Regions from separate parts of the Mus musculus genome. Here regions 2, 3, 4, 5, 6 and 7 are each linked to region 1. The links are chromatin loops, found by intact Hi-C in ENCODE. Cell type or tissue: heart. All regions are shown on one strand. Region 1 holds the start of Znrf2 (zinc and ring finger 2). Region 2 overlaps Mturn (maturin, neural progenitor differentiation regulator homolog (Xenopus)). Region 3 holds the start of Nod1 (nucleotide-binding oligomerization domain containing 1). Region 4 overlaps Znrf2 (zinc and ring finger 2). Region 5 overlaps Znrf2 (zinc and ring finger 2). Region 6 holds the start of Ggct (gamma-glutamyl cyclotransferase). Region 7 holds the start of Plekha8 (pleckstrin homology domain containing, family A (phosphoinositide binding specific) member 8).

What was found. A loop is a pair of places that touch in the nucleus more often than their neighbours do. Peaks named below come from ENCODE experiments on the same cell type or tissue, not always from the same donor. Only the 100,000 strongest peaks of a DNase experiment are listed, where the experiment ranks them.
Region 2: it touches region 1 in a loop (3-fold over the local background); 19 of 42 quality-filtered maps call a loop at or near these places.
Region 3: it touches region 1 in a loop (6-fold over the local background); 9 of 42 quality-filtered maps call a loop at or near these places.
Region 4: a loop joins it to region 1, with 2.0 times the contacts of the local background. A loop is called at or near these places in 6 of 42 quality-filtered maps.
Region 5: a loop joins it to region 1, with 2.1 times the contacts of the local background. A loop is called at or near these places in 7 of 42 quality-filtered maps.
Region 6: a loop joins it to region 1, with 4 times the contacts of the local background. A loop is called at or near these places in 21 of 42 quality-filtered maps.
Region 7: it touches region 1 in a loop (3-fold over the local background); 14 of 42 quality-filtered maps call a loop at or near these places.

What each region holds. Positions count from the first base shown.
Region 1 is chr6:54,814,415-54,818,414 of GRCm38, forward strand. Znrf2 (zinc and ring finger 2) reads left to right here and starts at 2,502. Exons shown (of 5, transcript NM_199143.2): 1 at 2,502-3,058. The coding sequence starts at 2,602. In heart, CTCF peaks have their summits at 2,404 and 3,251; DNase peaks (open chromatin) are centred at 2,197 and 3,087; H3K4me3 peaks cover 2,423 bases; H3K27ac peaks cover 2,477 bases.
Region 2 is chr6:54,703,244-54,707,243 of GRCm38, forward strand. Mturn (maturin, neural progenitor differentiation regulator homolog (Xenopus)) reads left to right here. Exons shown (of 3, transcript NM_001289740.1): 3 at 1-612. Among named protein-coding and RNA genes, the nearest start is that of Mturn, 24 kb to the left of the region's middle. In heart, a CTCF peak has its summit at 2,197 (motif pointing right); a DNase peak (open chromatin) is centred at 2,328; H3K4me3 peaks cover 689 bases; H3K27ac peaks cover 642 bases; H3K27me3 peaks cover 1,755 bases.
Region 3 is chr6:54,972,346-54,976,345 of GRCm38, forward strand. Nod1 (nucleotide-binding oligomerization domain containing 1) reads right to left here and starts at 267. Exons shown (of 12, transcript NM_172729.3): 1 at 1-267. It overlaps Gm24230 (a small nucleolar RNA gene), which reads left to right and starts at 2,306; the gene lies at 2,306-2,434. In heart, CTCF peaks have their summits at 723 and 2,338 (motif pointing right); DNase peaks (open chromatin) are centred at 176, 726, 2,396 and 3,466; H3K4me3 peaks cover 929 bases; H3K27ac peaks cover 437 bases; H3K27me3 peaks cover 668 bases.
Region 4 is chr6:54,885,882-54,889,881 of GRCm38, forward strand. It overlaps Znrf2 (zinc and ring finger 2), which reads left to right. Exons shown (of 5, transcript NM_199143.2): 5 at 2,575-4,000. Among named protein-coding and RNA genes, the nearest start is that of Znrf2, 71 kb to the left of the region's middle. In heart, no CTCF peak of the experiment used is centred here; no DNase peak of the experiment used is centred here; H3K27ac peaks cover 2 bases.
Region 5 is chr6:54,875,794-54,879,793 of GRCm38, forward strand. Znrf2 (zinc and ring finger 2) reads left to right here. Exons shown (of 5, transcript NM_199143.2): 3 at 2,556-2,661. Among named protein-coding and RNA genes, the nearest start is that of Znrf2, 61 kb to the left of the region's middle. In heart, no CTCF peak of the experiment used is centred here; no DNase peak of the experiment used is centred here; H3K4me3 peaks cover 355 bases.
Region 6 is chr6:54,990,429-54,994,428 of GRCm38, forward strand. Ggct (gamma-glutamyl cyclotransferase) reads right to left here and starts at 2,439. Exons shown (of 4, transcript NM_026637.3): 1 at 2,267-2,439. The coding sequence starts at 2,407. RefSeq lists an enhancer at 2,654-2,683 and a cis regulatory region at 2,664-2,673. In heart, CTCF peaks have their summits at 2,409 (motif pointing left) and 2,711; a DNase peak (open chromatin) is centred at 2,543; H3K4me3 peaks cover 1,534 bases; H3K27ac peaks cover 1,152 bases.
Region 7 is chr6:54,593,487-54,597,486 of GRCm38, forward strand. Plekha8 (pleckstrin homology domain containing, family A (phosphoinositide binding specific) member 8) reads left to right here and starts at 1,625. Exons shown (of 14, transcript NM_001164361.1): 1 at 1,625-1,985. The coding sequence starts at 1,946. It also overlaps a transcript of Fkbp14 not described here. In heart, a CTCF peak has its summit at 1,699; a DNase peak (open chromatin) is centred at 1,725; H3K4me3 peaks cover 2,363 bases; H3K27ac peaks cover 1,815 bases.

The sequences.
Region 1 (4,000 bases):
TTGACAACAAACAGGCTTAGCTAAGGCAAAGGGCTTGGATTGCCCCAGTCCCAAAGTCATCACTGAATAGAATCAAGGTCTAATCCTAGCTAGACCATACTACTCTGGCGTGTGTTTACAATCCTGTCTTGATTCCTGTCCATTGCTTCTCATTAAAGAACCAATGGAGGTACCAGAGGAAGAATGCTGTCTTAAGGAACACTTAAGAGCACACCTAAGAACAAGTTTCTTACGTGTGAAGAACTGGTGGGGTGTGACAAAGCTACAGATTGTAAGTGAAGTCCCAGCTGCTTGGTAATAAAACACAGTCTTCATAGGATTACTATCTGGAGAGAGAGGAGAAGGCCCTAAGAGAAGCAGACCAAGGAAAGGACAGAGAAGAATCTCCTCCACACTGCTGCTGTCAAAGAGCAATAATGTAAGGGTACGAGTGACTTTCAAGAATCATTTTAGGGACAGCGTGGTGGCTCAAGCAAGTAAAGGCAGCAATCCCCCAGAACCTACAAGGAAGAAGAACTCCTGTGAGTTGTCCTCTGACACCACATGAGGCCATAGCTTGAGGTAGCCACATACATACATACACACGTACATACATATATACAAATAAATAAAAAGTAAAAACCCTTTTTTTAAAATAAAAGAGTGATTTTAATATGACAGGAAAACATGAATGCACTCTTTCACTGAAAAGCTACTATACTGCCATAGTCTGTTGAGTGTCTAATGAACACCTTAATGAGAGCTATGAAGCCATTGTTGCACAGCACTGTCTTCAGTCCTAGGAATGGGGTGACTGGTAACATCTGCAGGAAAAGGCATTTGACCACATGATGTAATACAGGATATATCATATGAAAGCTCAGAGGATATATCATATGAAAGCTCAGAGTAACTATATATCACGCACTATGCACATATATAAACATATATATGTAAAACTACATTTCTTCCTCATATTCTTCTCCCTTCTTCCTCTTTTTCTTCTTTCTTTCTCCCTCTTCTCATTGAGACTGGTTTTTGCTGTTTCTTAGGCTGACCTTGAATTCTAAGGTTCAAGTGATCCTCACGATTCATTCTCTCCAGAAGCTGGGCACTACAGGCCAGCCTGTTCATAAAGCCTCATTTCTCCTATTTACAAAGTCCAACTTGTGGCTGAAGCGATGGCTCAGCGGTTAGGAGCACTAGCTGTTCTTGCAGAGGAACTGGGTTTGATTCCCTGCACAGCCATGTGACATCTAACTATAACTACAGTTCCAAGGGATTGAATACCTTCGTCTGATCTTCAGTCTGGGCACCAGGCACACGTGGGGAACTTACATGCAGGCAAAACATTTATACACACACACACACAAATTAAAAACAAACAAACAAACAAACAAACAACCCTCCATTCCCTTATCTTCTGAAAGAATGTCTAGAATCACTACTTAAATGACTCACCACAAATACAAAAGCGTAAAACAGCGACAGTGCATTTTTGCAGTTTGTACAAACACACTTGCACATAGACAATGCTACCAGTACCCGCCAAATGGGAGGGTCAGAGCCTGCTAGACCAAGCACCACACACAGGAAGGCATTTAGAATCCTGTTAAGTTCCATTTAGAGAAACCCACAAGATTTTAAAGCTACTATCGCTCTGGAGATTTAACTCAAACATTCTGGGCAAGGAAGCTAAAGTCCAAAAAGGTAAAACAATTTACAGCCTGCATAATTTGGCTTGGTGTTAGGCCCGAAGGCTGGATCTCGGGAGAAGATAGTCTCTGCACCTCAGTTTTTGCTCTGCCTTTGAAGGTCAAGCTGGATTATCGTTCGTTCTTCCAATTTTTTGCTCTTCCCTTCCCCTAGCATAATTCTGATCAAGTTGGCTTCAGCCTTCCCCTTGTTTCGTTCTGTCCTTCGCTCCTGTACTGTTTTTTGTTTTAAATCGTCTTCATTGCTGAGACTGTTGTTTGCTTAATCAGTGTATACAATACCAACGAAGGTCATTATCTACCCACTCAAAGCTCCAGACACGGGATACTGCCACGAACGCCCTAGCCAGGAAAAGGTGCACTTGGTTTTCTTCAGCGCTCACAGGCCACGTGCGGCAGGAGGGGCCGCCTTCTGATTGGTGGTGGGGGAGTCTCCTGGAGGGCGGAGCCACCGGTCTGTCCATCACCACATGCTGGGCGGGGCCTGGGCGGGTCGGCCTAGTTGTAGGGCAGAGCTAGAGCAGCGGGACCCAATCTCTGCGCTTTGCCTCGATTCGGCCGCCGCTCCTCCAGTGCCGGCCGCGAGGCGACGGTTGCCGGGGCGCGCGCCGCCCGTTCCTCTTTCCCGTTGCAAGCGGCTGGCGCGCAGGGAGGCGGCCCCCAATCCGGCCGGGCGCCTCCCACTCTCCGAGCCGCCGGGGAGCCGGAGGATGGCGGCGGTGACAGCGGCCGCCCGGGAGGAGGCGGTGCGGAGGCCGCGAAGCGCGGCAGCAAGCGGCAGCGGCCCGTCGCGGCGGCCCGGCAGCGACCGCGTCCGCACGGCTACCTGAGCGGCAGCCGCGAGCTGCGTCCCGCCTCTCTCGCTTGCTCGCTCGCTCGCTCGCTCGCGGCCCGGGGCGGCGCGGACATGGGCGCCAAGCAGAGCGGCCCCGCCGCCAACGGCCGCACCCGTGCCTACTCGGGCTCGGACCTGCCCTCCGGGACCGGCAGCGGCGGCGGCGGGGCGGACGGCGCTCGGGCGGCCCGTTTCGCGGCCCCGGTGTCCGGCGCGCAGCAGCCCAGCGCCTCGGCCGGCGCGGCGGCTGCAGCGGCGGCGGCGGCCTCGGCCCCGGCAGCGCCCCGTAGCCGCTCGCTCGGCGGGGCGGTGGGCAGCGCGTCGGGCGGCCGCGCGGCGCAGTCGGCCTTCAGCATCCCCAGCGCTGGCGGCGGCGGCGGCCCGTACGGCTCACAGGACTCAGTGCACAGCAGCCCAGAGGACAGCGTCGGCGCTAGGGACCGGGACCGGCCGGCGGGCGGGGGCCCTGGCGGGCCGCGTCTGGTGATCGGCTCGCTCCCGGCCCACCTCTCCCCGCACTTGTTTGGAGGTACGGCTCCCTGCCCTGGCAGCGGCTCCCCAGCTAGGGAAGCGCACCCCCCACTCCCTCCTTGCAACGCGGTGAATGGAAGAAGTATTGTTTTAAAACAAACTGACGAAACAGCCTCGTGGTTGTAGCTTTTAGTACCAGGAAGTCAGGGGAGATCAGTGGCTGAGTGTAGTTCTGCCCCGGAGCTGAAGGGCGAGCAGTTTTAAAGGCCCAAAGCCAGAAGGGACTCACGTGGATGTTTGAGTGTTTGAAAAAAGGAAGTTATCTCTCCTTTGGATAGACTCCTAACAAAGCTGTGATCCTTGCGTCTCTGTAAATAGCCCTGCCTACTTACTGGATACTTGTTTTCTGGTTAAATGTGTTAATGCAAAGTGTTGCTTCATAACCCCCGAAACTGCTACTTTTACAGTGTGGCTAATGTCACTACTGCTTAGTTTGAAGCGGATTGTGGAAAAGTTCAAGAACAGTTATTTAAAGAGATAATCTTTATAATGATCACAACTCTACCTATAGAGGCAGTAATTGGGCAAGGTCTTTCGAAGAGCGGTGTTCACTAGAGTTAAGGAACAATTTAGAGATCAGTGATGTGCTTTTAATTAAGTTGTTTGAAACAGGAGAAAGGGTGCAGTTGATCCTGAAAATGTGAACTTAGCCGCATATTGCCACCTCCTTTCGGTATGAGACTGGTATTATACATTTACACGTAAGCACAGAATGATGTAAACTATATCCCTTCAGGTTTTTTATTTGTTTGTTTGTTTGTGTATTTTTTTGAGTCAGGTTTTCTCTGTGTAGCCTTGGCTGTCCTGGAACTCACTCTGTAGACCAGACTGGCCTCGAACTCAGAGATCCACTTGCCTCTGCCTCCCAAGTGCTGGGATTAAAGGCGTGTGTGCGACCACGCCCGGATCATCCCTTCAGTTTTAAAAACCCTTTTATTCA
Region 2 (4,000 bases), 110 kb before region 1:
AAGCTACATAGGAATTCACGTCCAGTTTGATTAGGACTGTGTTCAAGTCGTCTGGTATTGGGGGAAAGCTGACAGTGTGCGCTTCATAAACAACCTTTCCCTGGGCTTTCCTTTTTGTATCTCAAGGTTCTACCTTAACCAGAACCTTTTGAACTGGCAGAGACCAACGCTCTATACACATGCCAGCTGTCTAAAAGGCACTAAAATAAATATTCAGTGCTGGGCAAATCCGAACCCAGCTTTCAGACCAGTGCTTATTTGTGTACAAGTGAGATTTCTCCAGAGAAGCAAATCAGAAGGAACAAAAGCAAGGGACTTTGTTGTTTGTTTCTGTTTTTTATTTTTATTTTTAGACAGTGAGTTTTTCCTGTGTGATGTGTGTGCTTTCTTTGAGTCTGTATTTCCTTTCAGAGAGCTCTCTTGTAAATGACAAACTGTGAAATGGGTTGCCAAAAACTGTGTCCTTTGTTAGATGCTTCAGAGGGAACTGTGTAAATTCTCTCTGCACCTTGTCCCATCTGCTTCCTCCTCCCTCCCATGAGAGCAAGGACCACATCCAAGGATGTAATTACCATACGCTTGCTATTAAAGAGCCTTCCAGCCCTGGTGCTATTTGTCGTCTTTACTCTTTTCACAGATTCGGGTTACAGAACACTGTGTGTGATTTATAAAGGAAAAGCCAGGGCACTGGGGCGGGAGGGAGCCGTTACATCAAAGGTGGGATTGAAGATTGGTAATTCACGCGTTTGGGAACTAAATGCTCTCTGGCTAGTGTTTAGCAATTTGTCACCTCCCTTTAAACTAGTACTGGTTTCATATGGGAGAGTTTCTTTCTGCAAACCTAGTGAGGAATGCTTTGTGCCACAATTAACAATCTCTATCCTGCACTCGGCACCTTGCTCTCAGCTGCCTTGATTCACTAGACAAAGGCATGTCAGAAGGAGCCCTGAAAGCTGACAGCCAAGTCTCATTCTTTATTTAAAGATCCAGTCTCTCGCTTCCAGTGAGGGGGTCTCTAAACTCGAAAACGGCTTAGCAGCCCCAGCTTGAGGCTGTGGTGTTTAATGTCATTGGAGGTCCTTGGTCTTGACCGAAGATTCCAAGTCCAGAGGAAAGCTGTGTGTGCACATTCTAAGGTCCTCTGGTCAAAAACTGGCTCCAGAAGGGCCATGGAGACAGATTTTTATCATGAGAAAATTCCTGTTTCTATGACTTGATCACACAGGCTCGGCCTTACTCATCTCTCCTCTCTCCGCCCTTAATCTCTGAAATCATCTGGCAGGAGGAAGGTTCTGGCCTAGACAGGTCCCTCCTTGACAGTCTGTATGGCGCTACTCACCACCGCCCCCTCCCCCAGCTTCCCACCATCCTTTTGATTTCTCATGGGTAAGAGTAAGCGTGGGGACCTCATTTCTGATTTCCCTTGGGGGAGGAGCATCAGTAGAACACCTGCACAGCCCTGCTGTAGAGGAGGGAGTGCCACAAGGTCCCATAAAGCAGTGATGGTGACCCGCCGGCCATGCTTTCCCAGGATCCCCTTTCCAGGGAAGATCCACAGCTGTGTATTAGCTCAAACGCTTGGAGGTGTCCTCCTGCCTTGCCGAATACCCCTTCTCTTTATAGTAAATCACAGGATTCAAACTGCAGCAAAGATGGTAGGACGGGGTTCCTAGCGTAATAAACACTCTTGTTTCCATTGTGAAGTCAGCCAGGTGTGGTGGGTACCTCAATATCCTCAGGGCTTGCTGAGCACACATGGGTGGATTCACAACATGAGGGAAAAACAACCCACACCCCAGTATTTGGAGACTCCAAGGCTGGGTATCTAGCCCAGAGTCCTGCTGAGTTAGTCGACCAAGTATTCCTTTGTTTGTCAGGATTAGCCGTCTGGTAGCTTGGAAGCAGGGTTGAAATGCTCCTGGAACCAGCTGATACTTTTCCTTTTGATACCCTAAGAGGCACAAAGCCCCTCCGAGTCTCTAAAGCACCTTGCCCCTTTTTTGGAATGGAAAACAGTGCCGTTTTAAAAATAAAAAATAAAAATAAAAATAAAAATAAAATGGGCAAGCTATGATTAGCAGCCAAAGAAGAAGTGTGAAAAGAACCTAGCATTTTGTTTTCTAGGGAAACAGCCCCAAAGTGGATGTAGATGCCAAAGTGATGTGGGTCCTCCGGGATGTCTTTTAATTGGAAGCCTCTAGAGGTCAGCACAGTATAAACAAAGGACTTCCTAAAGCAGAGGCCACACACCCTCCTAACTGGTACAGCCCCAGGGAGCAACCAGCCAGGGTGGGGCAGAAAGGCAGTTGGCACCCAGAGCACAAGAGACGAAAATGTGATTCTTCAGTGCAGCCTGCTAATCTCTGACTCCAGTTATTTTCTGCCCTGTCTTTCTGATCTATCTCTGCGCTCCCTCGACCGTGTATCAAACGGTCTGCCGATTGACAGCTGAAACAACAGCTGGCTTACATCTTGTACTGGGCAGACTCAGCTCAGGACACTTTCTGCTGCTGGTCAGCCTGTGGGATTTGCTACTGTGCCTACACTGCCGCTGTCCATGGGCTTGGAGGAGAACCTAAGACAGGTTGTGTAGAGCCTGCGGGCGAGACAGATGAGGAAGGATCAGATGGGCGTGGCTGACTAAACTGCTGGACACCAGGACTCCAAGCATAAGGTGCAGAGCTTCAGGCAGGGATGCCTCAGGTTTCACAGGACATGTCTCCAGTCCTAAAAGGAAGTGGGCGTCTGGAGTCCCCCGGAAGCTTCCACAGGAATGTTTTCTCCCCTTTTCTGTTGTCTGGTCTGTTTAGGTTTTCCTTGTTCCTGCCTCCCAAGGAAACATAACCTACACCACAGTCAAACGTCATTGAATATGGCTCTTTGGCAGGGACTGGAATACACCCAGGACACAAACATGGAGAAAGGATAGTGACAGAAACATGAAAATATTCCCCAGACTCCCCAGTAAAACATTTTAACACTTTGTAGCTTAGTAACTTGACTTGACTGATTAGATTTCAAGACAATGGCTTTTTGATCCTAATGAGTGTAGACTGCATGGTGTAGTTCCTAGTTCCAGAATAGCCTGGTGACTTTCCAGTCCTTGTTCTCATGAATTAAACAGTGCTAAGTGAGTAGACTCTAGCTGTATGCGCCTATTACACACTAAACCATTTTTGTTTCTGTTTAAAAAAAAAAATACAGGGTCTCACATAGCTCAGCCTGGCTTTCAGCTAGCCTTGTAGCCAAAGGCCTTGGACACTTAAGTCTCCACAGCTTGCCCAATGCTGGGATTGTTACATCCTAAGTTTCTTTTAATTTCGTTCCTTTTCTCAATAGTTTTTGGGTAGGGATGTGTGTGTGTGTGTGTGTGTCTGTCTGTCTGTCTGTCTGTCTGTCTACTGTCTTTTTCAAGATGACGAAACAGAGGCATCGAGCAATTAAGCAATTTTCACAACATCACACAGATCTAAGTGCATAAGGACTGACTTTCAGATCCAGGCCACCTGGCCCTGAGGCTCTGAAGCTCTGAAGCTCTGCCCACTACTCCACTCTCCCCAGTAAGGTGGGTTCTGCCTTCATTCTAAGCATGACTGGATGAGGGGGTGGGAATGGGACAGTGTCCTTTTCATCAGCTCTGCAGGGCCTGAGCACCGGATGGAATGTTGACAATGTTTCATCCTTGCCCTGCCCTTGACCAGAGATTAGGTCTGCTGCTGGACAACATGAAAATAAAGTTTCCAATCTTCAGGCCCTGGCACAGACTAGCAAGCAGCTAGAAGAAAGGGCTTTGAAGAGAATGCTTAGGCCTGGTCAAGGCTAAGGAAACAGCCTGCTTGCCTTCCCTCTGTCCTCCTCATGGCCCTTCACTGGGACATGCAGGTGCTTATTGCCTTTCTTCCTGATGGAGAGCCTTCCCTCCAACTCCCCTGAACATTTGTGCAGCAGAGATCCAACCCCTCAGCCAAAGTACAGAAGCAGGGAGACAAGGCTGCCCTCC
Region 3 (4,000 bases), 160 kb after region 1:
GGATCGGGCGGGACAACAGCTGGGAGGGAGGGCGCTACCGCTCGCGGTCCGGGATCAGGAGCTGGCTGTGTCTACGGCCGGCCGCGCCTGGGCTCGGGTGGGCTCCGGGGAGGGAACAGGGCGGAGCGGGCGGAGGAGGCGGGGACCATCCGTAGCGCTGCCCCCCTGTCTCGTTTCCCGGGAAGGAGCCGCCGCACACTGCATCGGACGAGCGGCCACTGCGCAGTGGGAGTGGGCAGGCCTCGCAGTTCGCCCAGGGGTGACACCCTGGGAACTCGTCGTGCCAGCTCTGCCACGGCCGCGGAGAGCCAAGGCCCGCCCCCTGAGAGTGCCACCCAGCGCCTGTAACCACAACCAATGCCGGGACCCGGGCAGAAAGGCTGTTAAACTAAGCAAACTAAGATCAAAATAAGATTCAGTTTGATCTACTTTCAGAGACGGAGACTTTCTCCTCCTCTGTCGTTAAGTCTTCTCTTGACCACGAATATTCTAGAGCCTTTTCCTTTACTGTAAGGAATTACGTAAAGGAATTAACATGTTAATAAACCGTCCGAATAAATATTTTTAAACGTTTTTGACAGTTAAACAAAAGTGCTTTGAGATTTTTGGCCACATGTAGTCATGGTTATGAAAACTCGCATGAAGTTGACCCTCTGAGAAAAGCAAAACCGAAACTGCAAGAACTGTGTTCTTGCATGCGTGAAGGCCTCCCTCCTCCTGCAGTGTGCTGCAGTGCTGCAGCTAAGTGACTGAAAGGAAAACTTTGATTCTAAGAGCCTGATGTGCTAAGACGGAGCCAGAACAACCGTACTGTGCACCTGCAGGGCACTGTTCATTCTTAGCCTTCTGCTTTTTGCTTAGACTATTATTTACATTTTTGGGGACAGCTGTTCCTTACTTGTTATTTTGGACTTTTTATTTTGGGATATTTGTAAATTAATAAATAACTGGAGGAAATAATGCAGATTCATGTACCTGTAACTCAATTTGCCCCAGTCTTGAAGAGCTACAACACAAAAAAAGCTATGGTAAGCAGAAAACAGACTACTAATAGAGTCAAGATACAGAACAGGTCCACCCCAAGCAACCTTGTTCACCGTCCCACCCTGTGCTCAGCCTCTGGCAACCACAAACTTGTTCGCATTGCTAGAAATGTATCAAGACTTTTAAAATAGATGGAATCAGGCTGCACTTTGGAATAACATTTTAAAATTCTGTATTACATTTGTGTGTGTTTGGGTGTATGAGTACATACATATTATGATGCACATGTGGGGATCATAGAACAATGGCAGGGCTTGGTTTTCTCTTTCCACCATGTGGCTTTGGGGCATAATTGAATTCCGACTTGGTAGCAGGCACCTTTACCCACTGAACAGTCCTACTGGCTCTAGTATTTTGCTATTTTGTTTTCATTTAGTATAATCCTAAGAGGATTCACCGAGACCATTGCTTGTATCAATAGTGATTCCCCTTTAATTATTTTCCTTGGGCAGTATTCCGAAGCACATGTTCCTGTAGCTTTTTGAAATACTGCTTACCTTTTTGGGCTATTTTCAGCCTTTGGCATCAATTTCTCAAATGCCTATTCATCTATCTTCTGAAATAGCTAAACCATTTAGCATTTCCACCGTTGACCAGCTAAGTGACTGCTTCATAGCATATCACCAGCTTCTGGTGCTGTCCCATTCCATCTTGGCCATTTGGATAGTTGTATTGCCCTCGTGAGACACTGCTGTGGTTTTAGCTTGCTGATGACGTGGACTTTTCACGTTTGTCTACATGCCACCTGTATCTTCTCTTGAGGAAAAAATGTCTGTGTGTCTCTTGTTCATTCACCTAAATGTTGTGTGTTGAGAGTGTGGCTTGTAAATATTTTCTCCAATTATTTGCCTTTTCTTTCTTCTTCTTTCCCTGCTTCTCTTTTTCTCCCTCTCCCTCTCCCTCTCCCTCTCCCTCTCCCTCTCCCTCTCTCTCTCCCTCTCCCTCTCCCTCTCCCTCTCCCTCTCCCTCTCTCTCTGACAGGCTTTCAGCTGTCCTAAAACTCACTATATTGCCAAAGATGACCTTAAGCATCTCCTTCCAAGAGCTGGGATTGAAAACCTATGCCAGCATGGGCAGACACCATGAACCAAACTCAGGGCATGCCAGGCAAGGACGGTTAGCAACCAAGCTATATGCCTGAGCCCCCTGCCTGCCCTTTCATTTTATGAAGTCCAGCTTACTCATTTTACTTCGATGGGTCATACATTTGGAGTTGAGTTTGAACTCTGCCAATTCCTAGATTTTAAAAATTGGCAGCTACCCTGCCCCTAGAGGCACTGCTGGTGTGGCTGCTGTGTCACATGGGAGTCAGTAGGTGGCAGAGAAGAGAGAGGCTATGTCTATGCTCAGTGTTCTGATCTGTGAACTGAAGGATTACTAGCCTAACACGTGAGCCTGAGATGACCACCAGTCTAGTGTTGCAAAGGCCCAGATGGGTCCTAGGGTGAGGAGTGAGCCAAAGACTGGACGAACTCTGCGTGGGACCCTGGAACTGTGGGCACCAGATAAACAACCCTCCTATGGAGACATGTGGTCCGGCCTGGGCAAAGAGCAAGTCCAAGATGGCCACCAGTCGGGCACCAAGCAGGCCTGGAGGGGAGAGGGGCAGACCATGCCTGAGACAACCCATGCCTAGTATCATAATGCACAGGCAGGACATAGCACTCCTGAGACCACTGCTGAGATGACCCCAGACACACAGAGACCCTGGACACCACCAAGAAGAGCACGTAAGTGGTGGAGAAACGGAAGAGAAAGAGAAGCAGAAGGATGTGTGCACAATGAAGAGAGGCAGAACTGGAGACTGGAGGGTAGTGAGGAACAACCTGATGTGAGTAGCTAGGACCTGGGACCTGGGACCTGGGACCTGGGACCTGGGACCTGGGACCTGGGACCATGGTGAGGTCCTGGCTGGTGATGCCACTGGAGGCCATGTCTGGATCCATGGCTCTGCAGCAGCAGAGGGTATGTTACCACCAAAGGCCCCACCCCTTGCTTGAGCATAATGGGAGAGTTGGTGGGGGTGGGGGTGAGATTAGGAGAGCTGACCCCTCCCCTAGCCAGCACTTAGAAGAGCTTCGACATTGCCCCCACCGTCACAACTCGTCACATTGCCCAAGAAGCACAGTAGAGCCAACCCTGGATTAGGGAATTATGGGTGGGTGAGTGGGCCCAGAGGGTGTGAATGTGAGAGAGCTGGTTGGTAATTTGTCTGCCACATGGTGACAAGGACCAGGGAGAGATGCCTTCCCCCACTCTCACCCCTTGCCACCTATGTCAAGCAGGGGTGCTGGCCCCTGGGTTATGAGAGTGGGAGAATTGGCCTCATCCCTCCCCTGCTACAGCCCTTGGGAAAGTGGGCCCTGCACCCTGCCTTGGCAGCACAAGAGAGCTGGCCCTGATGGTGTGAGTGTGGTTGAGCCAGCCAAGAGGGCATGAGAGCAGGAGAGCTGGCTCAGCCCCTTGCTTGTGACAGCATTGGGTGGCCCATCCAAGGCGAGGCAGAGGAGCTCACTCCAGTGGTGTGGGTGCAGAACTGGAGGGCTGACCAGCTCATCTACCTCTCAGGCCCAGATCCAGAGCTTTGAATTGGCACACCCCAAAATCTATCCCATTGAAGAACTGCGGAATCCATAAAGGGGCTGGTCCTACAGATCCAAAACTACACGATCTCCATGACACAGGGCAAGGTATCCAAGAGGAATCTCAGTGAGGTTCCAGTATTGATGGTGTAGAAGAAGCCAGAGGCCTCAAAGCAGACCAAGGACTCATGAGTCCATTTGAAAGCAAAGAAGTGTGGACAAAAGGGTTTACTGTGACACACTGTGACACACTAAAGCTTCCAGAGTGAGATTTTTTTTTCCTCTCTTGGGGGAAAGTTGCAACGGTGGAGGGCAGGTATTAGGAGAGAGGGAGATGAGTGGGTTTGGGGTCCATGGATGTGAAATTCACAAAG
Region 4 (4,000 bases), 71 kb after region 1:
TGTTACACAGATAAGGATGTTAGCGTGCTTGGGAAAGTTGACTTGTTGAGGGCACACAGTCTGTTGGTGCTAATTTGAACCCATGTGTTCTGATGCTGCTGACTGAGATTAGGTGGCAGTTCCTTTCAAAAGCTGCTTCATGCGACTAACCAGTCTCCTTCCCATCCTTAATATGTTGTGAAATGTTTGTGCTTCTAATAAGCCAAACATCACAGTTTTGTTCTGCTGACTTAGTTTATTAATGCTTAGTGAATTAAAGATAAACCCATAACTATCTCTTTCTTTATATCCCATAAGGTAATTTATAGAAGATATCATTTAGGATGGAGGGAAAAAATAAGATTAATAACTTAATGGCCATTTTTAAGTCTGAAGCATTTAACTAGTCTGAGTACTTCAGAGGCCGGAGAAGGCGCAGTAGAGAGACTGCAGCCAGCAGTAGAGGGCTGAACTGTGACTGCGACTGGAGGGCGGCAGTGTTCTGAGGTTCTGTTGCCGCCATCCTCACACTTCCGCTCAGTTTGAGCAAGGTCCTGACTGTGTCAGTTTGACACAAGCTGAGGTCAACAGGAAGAAGGGAACTTTGATTGAGAAAATGCCTTCAGAAGATCAGGCTGTATACAAGCCTGCAGGGCACTTTCTTAATTAGTGATTGATCCAAGAGGGTCCAGCTCACAGTGGGAGAGGCCATTCCTATGCAGGCGGTCCTGGGTTCCATAAGAAAGCAGACTGAGCAAGCCAGTAAGCTGTACCCCTCTATGGCCTCTGCATCAGCTCCTGCCTCCAGGTCCCTGCCCTGTTTGAGTTCCTGTCCTGACTTTTTTTGATGATGAACAGTGATGTGGACTTATGTATAAGCCAAATAAACTATTTCTTCCCCAAATTGCTTTTGGTCATGGTATTTCATCCCAGCAGCGATAACCAAAGGCAGTGAGCGGGGTTTAGGTGACTCACCAAGCCTGAAAACCTGGACCCGAATAGTAGGAGAGAACCAATTCCCACATCGTGTTCTCTGCCTCCACACACGTGTGTGGTCCCCCCTCCCCCCGTCTCCCCCGCCCCAGACAATAAATAAATGATGTAACTAGTAGCTCTTGCTCTTTAGCCTTGAAGTTATGAGGATCATTTTAAAAGTTAACAGATACAGAAGTGAGGACTACAGCTGGCTCCCTGTGAAAAGCAGAGGCACTGGGGGCCTGGGGCATGGAAAGACCATCACCTGGGAACCTAGAAGGACCCTAAGTAGAAATGGGGTAGTAAGATTTCTTCTGGTGCTGAGCAGTGGGGCATGGTGTACTGGGCACATGCACATCAGTGCATTTCTTTCACTATTAGAAAGGTAGAGATTTTATTGTTTGGTTTGATGATATTGGGAGTCAAACCCTTAGTCTTATACATGCCAGCAGTTACACTGAGGTGCATCCACAGCCCTGATGGAGGTTTTTGTGGTGGTTTTAGAGCTTGAACCTGTGTTTTACGTGTGCTGGCCAGATGGCTCCAAGCCACTGAGCTGAATCCCCAGCCTGAAAAAAAATGTTTTCTGAATGAGGAGGATGCTTTGAAATGCTGTCAAGTGTTGCCCTGTGTCTGGGTCAACACGGTTATGGAAAATTACTGAAGCATTTTAAGAGATATACTGAAAATCAGTGCTAATAAAATGAGAGTTTTGCTGGGCAAGGTGGCAGAAGTTCCAGGTCAGCCTGAGCTATATTGAAAGGGGGAGGTATTTTTAACTTAGTGGTTAGTATACCAAATATATCCCTAAACCTTTAACCTGCAGATAAGTTATTTTCTTTTAGTCTGTACTAGCACATTGAAGGTGGCCTCACAAAGTACCTTAAAGGGCTGATGAACAGAATCACAGCTCTGTACAGGAGAATGTCCTAGATCAAGGTGCCAGAGGACAGTGTCTTTGATGACTGTTCCTTGAGTATCCTTGGATGGCACAAGAGTGGCCAGTGGCCCTGATGGGCCCTGATGCTGCTGTGTTGGAGATTAGGAGACACTGAGACCACAGCAGACCTAGGCTTTTTGTTCATGGTCTCATCACTAAACTTTTTTTGTTAGTGTCACAGAAAGCTTATGAGAGTTTTGGAACACTTCCCATCTCATAGTCACCGGCATCTTTCTGTTAACCTCAGACAACATCTCTGTGTTCTTAACATCTTAGTTCTTAAGTAGTGAGACCCCACATTATATTTACAGCATAAGAATTTACTTACCCAATAGTCTTAATTAATTATGAAGCTGCTTACTGTTTTTATTTGAGGAGGTGGTTTTAAGTTTGAGCGGGTGTATGTACATGTGTACATGTGTATACTTAGTTCTCAACATTTATTGTGGAAAAGGAGTGACTTAAGTTTTGCTGATTCTTTTTTTAGACTATGTTAAACTTTAACTGATCATTCTGTTTCTTGCTTTGTTCTACAGAATAGTTTTATAAATTTCTGAAGCAGTAAAAGGGGAGGTGTGAAAGGCTACTGTGATAAAGCACTGTTCATGGGGAAGTGGATATTGTATTTCATTTGCATTACTGATATTGACCATGACTTAGAGTAATTTATTTTTATACAGGTTTTCTTGTCTTTACAAGATGCTTGAGAAATCTAGAAGATTTGAAGATCTGTCTCTGGAAGAAAATGAGAGCTGCAGGCTTATTCAGCCAGGATCTGAGTTCTGGGACACTTGGGTCCAGAGAAGGACAGGAAGAACCACAGAACTCAGCGAACCAAACTTGCATATAAGGGACACACAGGGATTTTGAAAATGCTGCACAGCCTGTACCAGTCACTGCGTAGATGACACTGATAAATGTTTTGTATTCAGACGCCAAAGTTAACTCATTTCAAAGTTGATTTCCTTTTTAGTAAGTTCTTAGAGCTGCTGTTTTAATGTGTTTGGTTTTGGTTTGTTTGTTGGTTGGGGTTTTTTTTTTGTTTGTTTGTTTTGTTTTGTTTTTTAGTTTGGGGACTTTTTATTTTCCTGAACATAATGTTTCTGCATTCACCTATTCTTAACTTGAAAACCACACAATTTCTTTCTTACAAAGTCTTCAACATGAACCAAGAAAATGTAATCAAAGCAGTATAATATTCTGTGAATGGAGAGTATAATTGAAGTTCTTCCACTTCCAGGCCCCACCTCCCCCTACCCCCATGTATGAAAAGTAGGTTTCTGGGTTGGAAAGCTAAACTCCGATAGTATGAATTAAAGGTTAATATATAAAAGTGTCATCCAAAGAGTAAATCAAGGTACATAATTACATTTAGTTCATTACATGTAGAGCTGTCTACTCAACTGCAGTTTCTGAAATCCATTGTTTCTTCTAAAAGGAAACTGTGCAATAGCTTGTTAGCAGTGACCATCTTGCAGCAGCTATGCAACTTTGAAAAGTTTTGCTGGTCCCCGCTCCGGGGCCACAGTGACTCTGTCCTAGCAGGTGTCTTTTGTCTTTCTGTAATTACTTCATTGTGCTTTGCATTTCCAGGAGGTTTCCCTATGTTTGGGTAAAATGTTTAGCAAGTTGTAAAACATCAGACCTTCTGAAAAGGGTGAAATAAACACTTCTGCAGTGGGACTTGGAGTAATCTGAGGGACATTTTATATACTTTTAAAAATCAGAATTTAATTGGGATGCCAGATTTCTAGCAACTTGCATCTTTAGTTTTCCAGATAATCTGGAAGTTAGCATTTGATAAATGATTTTTTAAGCAAATATAAAGATTTTTGTTAATTTATAATTTATTAATGTGTTGTTACTGTAATTGAAAATGTTGTGGATACTTTTAAATTCAGTCTTTGTAGAAAGAACTGTATTAAGCAAAATTATGTGAATAAATATTCCCCAAAAATACATCTAATGGTTAAGAATACTGGAAGAGAGCTATCAGGGCTGCAACAGTGAATGTCTTTTTAAATAACTATCAAAATGTCAAGAAGTAGAGTTCACCTTTAGTCTCTGGGGGGGACACAGCCCTGCTGTCCTGCTGTGCTGCGCTGT
Region 5 (4,000 bases), 61 kb after region 1:
CTCATCATGATGAGTGAGGTTGAGGGCCAGTCAGTGTCTTCTGAACCCTGAGTGCACTGTCCCTCAGCTAGAGGAGACTGGTGTGTTTTAGGATGGGCGTGTGCTGCAGTTTTGTTTGCTTTTCTTTTGAGACAGGGTCACTCTGTATAACTCAGGGTAACTGTGAACTTTCAGTACACCTGCCTAAAGCTTCCTGTGGGCTGGCATTACGTGTCATAATTTATGGAGGTGTTTTTTCTCATTGGTACATAAAACTGTGATACATCTCACAATCATGTATGGTAGAAAGTAGTGCTTCCAACAGAGCTTGCTGATAGGAGCCTGATACAGCTGTCTCCTAAGGGCCTCTGCCAGTGCCTGACAAATAAAGAAGTGGATACTCACAGCCATCCATTGGACTGAGCACAGGGTCCCCAATGGAGGAGCTAGAGAAAGAACCCAAGAAGCTGAAGGGGTTTGCAGCCCCATAGGAGGAACAACAATCAAATCAATATCTCCAGAGCTCCCTGGGACTAAACCACCAACCAAAGAAAACACATGGTGGGACTCATGGCTCCAGCTGCATATGTACCAGAGCATGGCTAGTCGGTCATCAATGAGAGGAGAGGCCCTTGGATCTGTGAAGGTTCTATGCCCCAGTATAGGGGACTGCCAGGGTAAGGGAGCTGGAGTGGGTGGTTTGGGGAGTAGGGGAAGGGGGAAAGAATAGGGGTTTTTCGGAGAGGAAACTAGGAAAGGAGTTAACATTTGAAATGTAAATAAAGAAAATAATAAAATAAAATAAAAACTATTTTGAAAACTCTAAAAAAGTAGTGCTTCAGTTTTGAAGTTTATTAGAAAATTCATTCACATCTTTATTAGGTTTAAATTGGTTTTATTTTTGCAGGTAAAATCTACGTGGTAGAAATATAGTTTAATTTTTAAGAATTAGAAATCTTTATTAAGTGGTTTTCTCAGTTCCGCAGTGCTGGGGATGAAGCACATCATGTTTTGCTCTTCCTCTTACCTGTCTGTTACCTGGGTCCCTGAATGACAGGCCAAACACTCAGGCTTCAGTGGAGAAGAAAGGGGGAGGTGGAGCTAGAAGAGAATTCCAAAGTAGGGAGGAAACAGGAAGAGAATAGCTCGGGTCCAGCGACAGCTGATGACAGTGGCCCGCCCCTCTGCTCCATAGGAAACAGTGCAGCGCAGGAACCTGAAGGGAATGCTGTGACACGTGTTCTTATCTCTGTGTTAGCTGCTGGTCATGATCTGTCTTAGCTTGTGCTGAGAAAGTTGTTCATTACCAGGCTTGTATTCTCCATCAGTCTGCTGCATCAGAATGAATCATTGAGGGGAGCTACATAGTCTCTAAAGTTTCTATTCATACTCTACAGTGATGGCATGCTTTAGGTTTTCAGCGGTTTTTTGTTTTATTTTAGTTTGGTTTTTTTCGGTTTTTTTTTTTTTTTTTTTTGGTTTTTCGAGACAGGGTTTCTCTGTATAGCCCTGGCTGTCCTGGAACTCACTTTGTAGACCAGGCTGGCCTCGAACTCAGAAATCCTCCTACCTCTGCCTCCTGTGTGCTGGGATTAAAGACGTGCGCCACCATGCCCGGCTCGGTTTTCAGCGGAACACAAAGGATATGTAACATGCAAGTTCAACCAGGGTTCCTTTAAACATTAATATAGAACATTAAGCTGGAGTAGTGGTGTATACTTTCATTCCCTGTTCTCAGGAGGCAGAGGCGGGGGGGGGGGGGGGGTGGGGGGGTGGTCTCTATGCATTTGAAGCCAGCCTGGTGTACATAGTGACTCTGGGCCAGCCATGGCTACATAGTAAGACCCTGTCTCATTCATACATACATACATACATACATAGAACAGTAGTGGGGCTTAAATTACAATTTCTGAATTTTTTTAAAGGAACATCTGGTTTTCCCTTGTGTTGGTAAGCATCGTGGAGTTTTTACAGTTCCTTCAGCACTGTCTGGAAACCACTTAGATCGCTGTCTGGGTTTGCCATGCCATTGTTGATGGGAAAGGCTATGAAGAGTTTCTCTTCTTTTGTTATCTGCTTTTTTTTTTTTTTTTAAGATAAGCAGCTTTTTTAGCAGTTTCCTGTAGGGCATTGTTTCTTTTTGTTTTCTTTAATTAAAAAACAAAAAAACTTAGAATGGTTATTTTATATTCATGTCTTCTTAGCCATACTACACTAAATTTTTTCGAACTGTCTTAGACACTAAACTAATGTTGACACATGGGGAAAGATTATGAATTTCAAATTACACATAACTGAGTTGTTGACTTTGGATCAGAATCTTGTGCAAGTTGAGAGCTATGGTAGTGTGTCCGTGCTTACTCTTATTTATGCCTCTGTGGACCGGGAGTGTAAGATGTCCAGAAGGAGAAGTGAAGAGCACTCAGTCATCGTCAGCAGGACTTCAGGTGTAGGTGCTGAGTTTTATGCAGTTGGGGAGGTGTAGTATGCCATTCATTGGTGGGTTGAGGTTTTGTCTTTTGATTTTTCAGTTTGATGGCTAGTTTTGCTGTACTGAGTTCTTTCTCTCTCCACAGAGGATGTGCTGAGTAAAGATACGGGGGAATGTGCAATATGCCTTGAAGAACTGCAGCAGGGGGACACCATAGCACGGCTGCCTTGCCTGTGTATATATCATAAAGGGTAAGCGTGGTAGGCCTTTAACTAAGTTGATATCACAGTAAAATGATTATTTTCTTAGTTCAAGCATTGTAGTTAGGGCTAAAAGGTTTCTTCTTCATGCAAACTCTTCTGTTCAACTTAGGATCTTAATAATGCTCCACCTCCCTTTCTCTCCTCTGCTCAGATCAAATTTGAACATGCATCTGTTGTACCTAAGTGGCTGCCATTTTTAAGCCACTTAGTGTTCTGCAAGTGTTTTTCAGCTTGGTCAGCAGGTGTCTGTGTAGCAGCCACTTCAAATTACAACTGGGAAATAAGACAGTTGGACTGTCTCCAGGTTTGTATTTCAACCAAATGGCAAGCTGAGATCCCAGCTTGTTGTACATACATTTTTCTTGCTTCAGAGTAATATAGGACCAATATTAGCTTGAAAAACAAAGCCAGGTATGGCAAGGCTCTTGTTCAGTTCCAGCACTCAAGAGGATGAGGCAGGTGGGTCTCTGAGTTCTCTGCCAGCCTGGTCTACATGCTGAGTTCCAGGCCTAGCAGTGAGACTCTGTTGCAAAAACAACCACTATTTAACTGCAAAGAGAATAGAAAATTAAGGCCTAGAGAGTTGGCTCAGGGATTGAGAGCACATCTTGGTCATTTTAATTCCCAGGACCCATGTCAAGGACCTCACAAGCACCTGCAACTCCGGCCTTGGGAGAGGCTATAGGTGGAAGGACCCAACACCTCTGGCCCCAGAGGGCACTAGTACTCACATGCACATACCTACATGCATACTCATAATTAAAAGAAGTGATAAAATATATTTAAATTTTAAAAGAAAAATAGGAAGTTGTAGCATTGGAACCAAGGGGAAGAATAAAGTGGAGGTTTACTTAAAAGTGGGGGCTGTTGCAACATGGAGAAAGCAGAGTGAACAAGACAAAACGGAGACACAAAAATCCAATCCAAGCCAAGCAGTCATTATATCTGTAAGAATAAACTACAGGTGGTGAAATAGTAGAATGTGATATTGATAAGAAACATGCTTTAAAGGTACAGATGAATGCAGAGTTAAAAGGGGAAAGAGCCATATATCTAGGCAATTGATAACTAAATAAACAATGAGTGCTAAAATCTCATGAAGTCAACCAACACGGGGAGCACTGCCTAGACTAGAGTGACTATGCAGTGTTAAATACGGAAAACTCTTCTTGCTTATCTCGCTTGATATAAGCTATCTTGATTATTTTTAAAAATTCCTGACTAAAAAATAAATGAGTTAAGATATAAAAAAGTTGAACAGTCGCGGCTTGCCAAGTTTTGACTTTAGTTTTGCAGATAGAATCTAACGGTATAGCATAGGATAGCT
Region 6 (4,000 bases), 180 kb after region 1:
CCTATGTTTGCTCAGAAACCTTGGTTGATACTTCAGGGAAAACACTGATCCACACGACAAGGCGCTTCACGCAGCAAACTGGATATTCCAGTATCAGGAGATCTGATCAAATCCACACCAGAGACTGGCAGCCTCCTGCTAAAGGCAGCAGGCTGTGTCATTCCGTCCGCTTCAATGGCTCAATGCTCGTGTGTAACGTAGGTAGCTACCAGTCCAGATCAGCTCTTTCTTCTGATTTAGGGTTGACCTGATCTCCTCATCTCTGCCAATCCCACCTCTACTCCCCATTTTGAAATGTCTGGGTTTCTTGGGATTCAGCTTAGGCCTTTTTTGAATTTATCCAGGTGCCCAGAATAGTCCCACTACCTCCAGCAGCTTCCAATACCATCGGATGCTTCAGCTACCTTTAAAACCATCCCACATCTCTATTCTGAGGCTCAAAAGCTCTTAGATCTGGGACGAGCACACAGTTAGGGCTGATCTCTTCATCTCTTTGCCAATGTTCACAAATATTTACTGTTCATGTGCTTGTCTGGAAAGCATCTTAAACTTAATTTAGTACAAAGTTAGTTTATAATTTTTACCGCCAAACCTGATTCTCCTCTGTGAACATTATCACCATCACCTACTTGGTTGTTCAAAAACTGTGTCATATTTGATATACCTTCCCTACACACACAGACACAGACACACAATCATCAAGCCTTATGATGTTATCTTCTGAGTATTACTCTACCTTCCCTGTCACCACCCTATTAGATCATGGTGGCATTATCTCTGACATGAATGTGGCAAGATCGTAACTGGGCTTCCAATAACTTGCCCTATTTGCAGAGTAACCAGAATGAGCTTTCAAATACATAAATCTCATCGTCTGCTTTCATCCTGTAAGACACTCCACTCACAGCATGCAACAGACTGTCCAAAGTTCTCTGTGGTCATGTTAGGATATGACACTTTCTTATCTTTCCAGCCCTCATGCCACATCTCCCTGTAGACTCCAACCACTTCCTTTATCTCCTGTCCTTTGAACAAGCTACCCTCCCTGACAGTTTTTTGCTCTCCTCATCTCCCTTCAGGTCTCAGCTTAAAAGTTATATCCAGGAAGGCTTTCCTGAGCACCTAGGTCAGGTCCTCTGGTCATATATTCTGTTGCACCTTGCAAGTCCTCTTTTAAGGCTAACCACAGCTATAATTTATCATTTATGTGGTATTTCTTTCCTGTACTTCACGTACTTGAACTCCAATCCTACACTCTTTGGAGTTTTAGATAGAGTACAGAGCGTGACTCCCACTTCTGAAACTTGAAAGGCTAGGAGCTAGTTATCAGATCATCTTGCTTGCTAAGTAAGGACGTGGATTCATGGTGAGATTTAGCCAATCAGGGCACCTCGCAGGGGCTCTCAATTAGTGCTGGTGTTTAAGATCATTAGGGACTCCACTCTAGGCTTCAGGAATTGCAGAACTGTGGCAAAGCAGCAGTCAGGAGTCAGTTCCATATTGTGCTTACTAGTTGAGGAAAGGTGTGGCCAGTTTCCAGAGCAGGGATGGCCCTCTCCTGTAATGCTGGTTGTGTATACACACACACACACACACACACACACACACACACACACACACACACACACACACACACAGTAGTCCACCTGTTTACTCAATCTTTCAGGTGAATCCATGAGCTCTCTAACAGCCTTCCAACACCCCTCCCCATTCTCCTTTCTGAAATCAGCTGGTTTCTGTTGCCTGAAATCAAGAATTGACAAGGTTATCAAAGTTGGCTAAAATTATTAAGGGCCCTACACACAATCAGATTGTACACCAGAAAGGTCCTCCAAATAGCTAGGCTGCTCAGTCATCCTTGTAACCCCAGCACTGAGTGCCAGAAGAATACGTATTAAAGAGGAAATGAACTATGGTCAAGAACACATTTTATCACAGTTAAAAGCTTATTGGGCTACTCTACTGAGGGAACGAACATTGCTATCAGTATTGAAGACACGGTTCCAGGTCTCAAGGCCAGGACGCTAAGATCCGAAGGAAAGGACAGGCAGAATTTCACAGAACTGTGGGATAGATAAGGTACGCACAGGACAGAAAGCAGCTAGTTCTCGACTAAGAAGCACCTATTAAAGGCATCTTACGGGATGCTCATAACCGGTGGAAAAGGGCAGCCAGTGGAGGGTTGCGAACTCCGACGGTGGCTAGAGGTTCCCGGCAGGAGTCGCAGCTAGCCCGCTCTCCAGGTCGCCCGCACAACGGCACTGACCTGCAGGCGCGCCACGCAGCAGAACACGGCCGAGGGGTTTCGCAGGTGGATCCTCTCGGTCAGGAGATTGCTGCCGTAGGCGAAGTACAGGAATGTCTCCCCCTCCTGGCCCGCATGGCCCTCACAGTCGGAGCTCGCCATGTCCACTTATCCACGCCAGCAGCGTCAAGCACAGAGAAGCCGGACTAGCGCTGCTAAAAAGAGCAGTGCGCCGCCACCCACGCGGTAGTGCAGAGCGGCGGGCGGAGCCGCACAGAGAGCGCGCTGAGGATTGGCTGCCGGCTTGCCGGCGTGAGCTAACTACCAGGATTGGCCTGTCTACAGCTCCTCCCGCCCACTGACGTCGCTTTTCTATTGGATGCATCCCTCGGATGTACGGCCCCCTGCCTGAGGCGCCGCTGATTGGCGAGTCTAACGGACAGCCCGAGAGTGGCTACTGGCGACTGTGTTTTCCCCACCTGGCGGCGATTGCCCAGGTCAACCAGTGGTGCGGTAGGCTCTGCGCCTGGTATAGAGGAGACAAGTCTCAAATTGCTGTCGGCCTAGCCTGGATCTTGCGGCAGTTCTCCTGCCTCAGCCTTCCTGGAATGGGAAGGCTGATCCTACAAGTTTTCTTAGGATCACTACCTGAAGTTGCCTCACTGCATACCAGGGTAGTCTTTCTCCCACGTTCAGATCCGGACATGCCATTTGCTAGCCAGTTGACTCTGTTCATCGTTGCAATCTATTTCCTCTTTTTAAAATAGAACGACACAAAACACCCATGTTGTTGCTCTTGAAATGAAGATAGGAGAGCAAACTGAAGGTCTAGAGCAATGACTGCCGTTGGCCCTCAGAAATTAATCTAAATTCAACTCCACACTGACAGGTGCCAGAATTCCTGGAGAAATGACTGAATCTTAGGTCAAAGCTGGGAGTGAAAATTACCTCTTGAAAGAACAATAATCCAGAAAATGAGAACCCCAAGATGAACAAGGTCATTCCTAAAAGACCATTCACTAGACAAAGCGAGAACAACTTAAGGAGCAGAACGACTGGAAACTCTAAAATGATCCCTAAATGTATGTCATTCCCTTCAGGAAGTAAACCAAATTAAAACAGAGAAGAGAACCATATTGCCATGCCATCAGTGGCTAACACTTCATCACTTTTAAAAAGTGGGTATTTAAGAAAATGAGTGTTCTGCCTTTCTAGTACCAACTGTATTTTTGAAAACCAAATAGCTGATGAGGAAGCAATTCTTTGCTTTTTTAAAAAAAAGTATACTGGCTAAATGCAGGAAATGGGGGTACTGGGATTAGAACATCTGTCTCTGGTGCAACCAAACTTCCCGTCAGGAGCATCAGGTCACAGGGATGTTTATAGAGTCTCAGTTATCCCCCAAGGCTCACTGCTAGTCATTGGACAGGAAGACCATGATTATTTGGGAAACCTGACCTCTCTCACCTGATAGCCAGTCAATCTGGTCACCAATAAAAGAAGACTATCCTGACACAGTCAGAAAGCAACATGAAGCTGGGCATTGTGGACTGCACCTTTAATACCATCACTCGAGAGGCAGAGGCAGGCAGTTCTCTGTGAGTTCAAGGCCAGCCTGGCCTAGAGAGTAAGTTCCAAGATAGCCAGGGCTGTTATACAGAGAAACCTTGTTTTGAAAAACAACAACAACAATAATAACAACAACATGAAGCAACACGAAGCCCCCACATCTGTGAACTACAATTTACAAAGGAT
Region 7 (4,000 bases), 220 kb before region 1:
TGAAGTATTCCAGCTGCGGAGTCTGGAGCCAGGTGACACTCGGGTTTTTGGAAAGACCAGACACTGAGAAGCAGCCTTCTTCAAGATGCCACAAATAAAGGCTCAGAACTATGGTTACTAATTTAGAACAGAAACTCTAAGGACCTACTAGGATGCTTTAAGGTTCGCAAAGCACACTCTGGTGCAAGATCCTCACTAACTTAACGTGGCTATTCCCACCCACCCACTCCCCCCCCCCCCCCCATTTAGACAGTGTCTTAGGGTTTCCATTCTTGGGTTAAAGCATCATGACTAATAGCAAGTTGGGGAGGAAAGGATTTTTACCTATTACACTTCTATATCATAGTCCATTATCCAGGGAAGGCAGGGTAGGAACTCAAAACAGTAATCAGGAAGCAAGAGCTGATGTAGAGAGGCCATAGAGGAGTGCTGCTTACTGGCTTGCTCAGCCTGCTTTTTTTTTTTTTTTTTAATAGCACCTAGGATCACCTGACCAAGGGTGGCACCACTCTCAGTGAACTGGACCCTTCCACATCAATCAGTATTTAAGAAAAAGCAGTAGAGACTTGCCTACAGGTAAATCTTATGGTTCGGAGATCCTCGTTCCAAATTACTCTAGCCTGCATCAAGTTGCAAAAAACTAGCCCGGAGAGAAGCTAGTTTAAAAAAAAAATTAGGTTAGAAGTTAGTGCCCTGCTTAAGTTCACTTGGCCGAAAAGAATTGGCACTCCACCTTAAGACTTGGCTTGATTTCATTCTACAAACATCGCTGTCAATGAGTGACTGCTAATAATTCGTCACTTATGTGACCTTGGTGGTGAGTAGATAATACTTAAGGACGGAGAGAGAGAGAGAGAGAGAGAGAGAGAGAGAGAGAGCACTTGTTTTAACAATTATACAGCTTAAAGTTCTAAACGGCTGCCCTCATTTCAGATGTAGTCCATTGCTGCAATCTGAGAAGAAACTAGAAATCACCAAAAGAGATTAAAACAACAACAAAACACAAACAAAACAACAACAAAAACAGGGCATTGAGGTGTGCAGTCAGGCAAATAACCAACTAAGTGATATATTATTTATTAAACCTGTCAACCTTACACTAAGGGAAAAAATGCCTGCACTTTAGCCCTTGAGAGCATATTTCTATAACACTAACATTTGGTTGTGTTGTGCTTCTTCTCAACATTCACCTTCCATCTAACCTGTGATAGACACTTTTCTTGGATAAAAATCCTGACAACAGTGCATTTTCATACTTTCATGTACTTAGAAATTCCCCTTGGAGAGCTTGTAAAAGTGCCGATTTTTAATCCAAAAGGTCTGGAACCCCCGAGAGATTTTTTTTTTTTTTTTAACAGAAGCCCAGGTGAAGTCAATGTCTGCGGTCCAGAGACCAAGCTTCCAGTCAAGAGGCCGGCAGTTTGAACAGCGCCTTACACAGAAGTGCATCCGGAAACTACAGACTAGCCTCATCCGAGGATTCCGGGTCTCAGCCCGCATCCTCCTCCACTGACAAACTTGTCATTAAAAGCTGGATCCCTGGAGCCTAGACCCCCATGGGTGACCTGCCACCCGCGTGCGCATCGGAGCCCCGCCCACCGGTCAGCCCCTCCGCGCAGTGGCCAAACCCTGGCGTGGATTTGGTAGCGTGCGCACAGCGCAGTGAGCATGCGCGAGCGCGCCGGGGCGGGCGCTGTGGGCTCAGTGGCCGCAGGAAGGCGCCCGCGACCGCCGCCACAGGGGCCGCGCCTCCCGCGCCTCCCTCGCCTCTCTCTGGCGGCCGCTCTGCGGCGTCCACACCGACTGCGCCAGGCGCAGGCGCAGCCCCCGGGACCCGGAGCTGGTGCTCCCAGGCTGTCGCGGTGACCCCGCCCCCGGGCCCAGGATGTGAGGCCGGCCCGGCGTCCCCGCGGCGGGCCGGGGCGACGAGGGGCCCGCGGGTGCCATGGAGGGCGTGCTGTACAAGTGGACCAACTACCTGAGCGGTGAGTGCCGGCTTCCGTGGGTGCGGTGCGCCAGGCGGCACCCTCCGCCGGCTCGCGGCCCGGATGGAGAGTTGGGTACCGGGTGAAGCCGGCAGCCTGGGTCCGCTGCGGGGTCCACCTCAATCTCGCGAATTGGGTGGGGGGCGGCCTCGCTTGGGCCGCGCAGCCCAGCTGCAGGGTGCCGAGTGCCACCAACCCCTGGATTCCAGAGTCTCCACGCAGTCGATCTCCCTAGGCACCTTCAGGGTCATCCCCCTGCCGACCGAGGTAGTGGAACTCTAGCACCGCAGCCCTAAGCCCTGAAGTGTACGCTGGCGATCGGCCTTTTCTCTCCGAACATTTCTTTTGTTTCAGAACTCTGTCATAAAAATGAATGCAGATATTAACAACGGTGTCCTTGTCTTGCCCAGCACAATGGCTTAAAATAGCACCCTGCCCCCTTTCTAGCTCTTGGAAGCACTTTCCAACTATCCAGAAGTTAGAACTATTCCTCAGCTTTGAAGATGATTCTCAACGAACATTATTTTCATCCAAGCAGCCAGTATTTTATAAGTACTATGCTATATGAACAGTGCTGGGTGCGTTTTAAAGTTAAACTTTTTTGTTAGGGAAAATGGGTTAACATTTAACGTGTCAGTGGGGATGCAGAAACTAGAAATCTTACCAACTAGAGCTAGGGTTTCCCCATCCTTTGGTGGGGCAGTTCTGTAGTAAGGACAGGTGTGTATGGCTTGTGAAGATCTGGCAGAGTAACTTTGAGGAAGTCACAGCCCAGTACAGGCAGAAGTACACCTGTCAGCATGTACCTGGAATCTCCAAGTAGTATAGTAGTTAGCACAGTTAATTCATTTTTTTTAAAATCTCTACCCGAGGGTCTGATGAGAAGGTTTTCCTTAAGACCTGGCCTTCACTTCAAGGATCTCCACTGATGTCAGCAGAGAGATTAGGTTATACAGGAAGAACTCAAAGCTGGCCTGCAGGTCCTTGAATACTGGAAGCCGATTAGCATGTTGTTTAAGAGAAGGCTTGACGGTGCCATTCTCCCAATGCTGTCCTAAATGCTGAGAAGTAGGTGTGTATCTTAATTGTAAACCCTTGAGTCAACTTCACCCTTTACTGTCCTCCTCTGAACCCTAGCCCGGACACACACAAATCACTTTCTTCTCCTGCCCCACCTTAATCATTTCCGTCTTCCTTTCCCTCCCCTTTCTGTGTGGAAACTTTTGGTAGTAAAATGCCCTCTCCCCACAGTCTTCTGTATCCTTCATTGCACCAACATTTTTCTAGCTGTCTCTGTGGATCTATCTTCTGTGATGCCCCTGCCATCTGTTTGATGGTAAGAGTCAACTCTTTTCTTCCCTAAGTAAGAACGGACAGTACTGTTGAGTGGCTTCTGGGCAAAGCCCTAAAGGCATTGGAGCCTTCGCTGCTTTTCCTTTGGCTTGTGTGTCACTCACTGTTCCATGAAGGCTGAAGGCTGTCACACCGCTGACTACTTTTCTGGATAGACTACTCTGCTTAAAATTGAGGGTCGGTTGGCACATTGGCTTTCATTCAACACGGCCTTACTTTGGAAGAGAATGGCACTAGCTTAGGAAGATCACATGGGTTCCCTCTGCTCTCCTTTGCTGTCGGAGAGTGAATGATGAACTTAGATGGAAAGCCTTTGCCTTTAGAATAATATTTTCCGAGTTCTCTGAGAATGTCGCACAGCTCCTTTTGCTCATGTTCATCCCTCTTCCCATAGCCACCCTTTCCACCCTCACTCCCTACTCACCTTGAAGTCGTCCTCCTGCTCCTCCTCTTTCTCCTCCATCTCCTGCAGCTAATGATGCTCAGAGACTCTTGGGAGTGGGGCCCGCTAAGGATCATACCATTAAAGAAAACTGGCACTTGCTCTCCCAGCAACTATCAGCTGCCAGGAGTTCCTCAGCCAGTGCTGGGATTTCATACCTCCCTCCCTCCCTCCCCGATGCTGGGATTGTGTCTGGCTTGAGCTTGCACAAGTCCTCTGC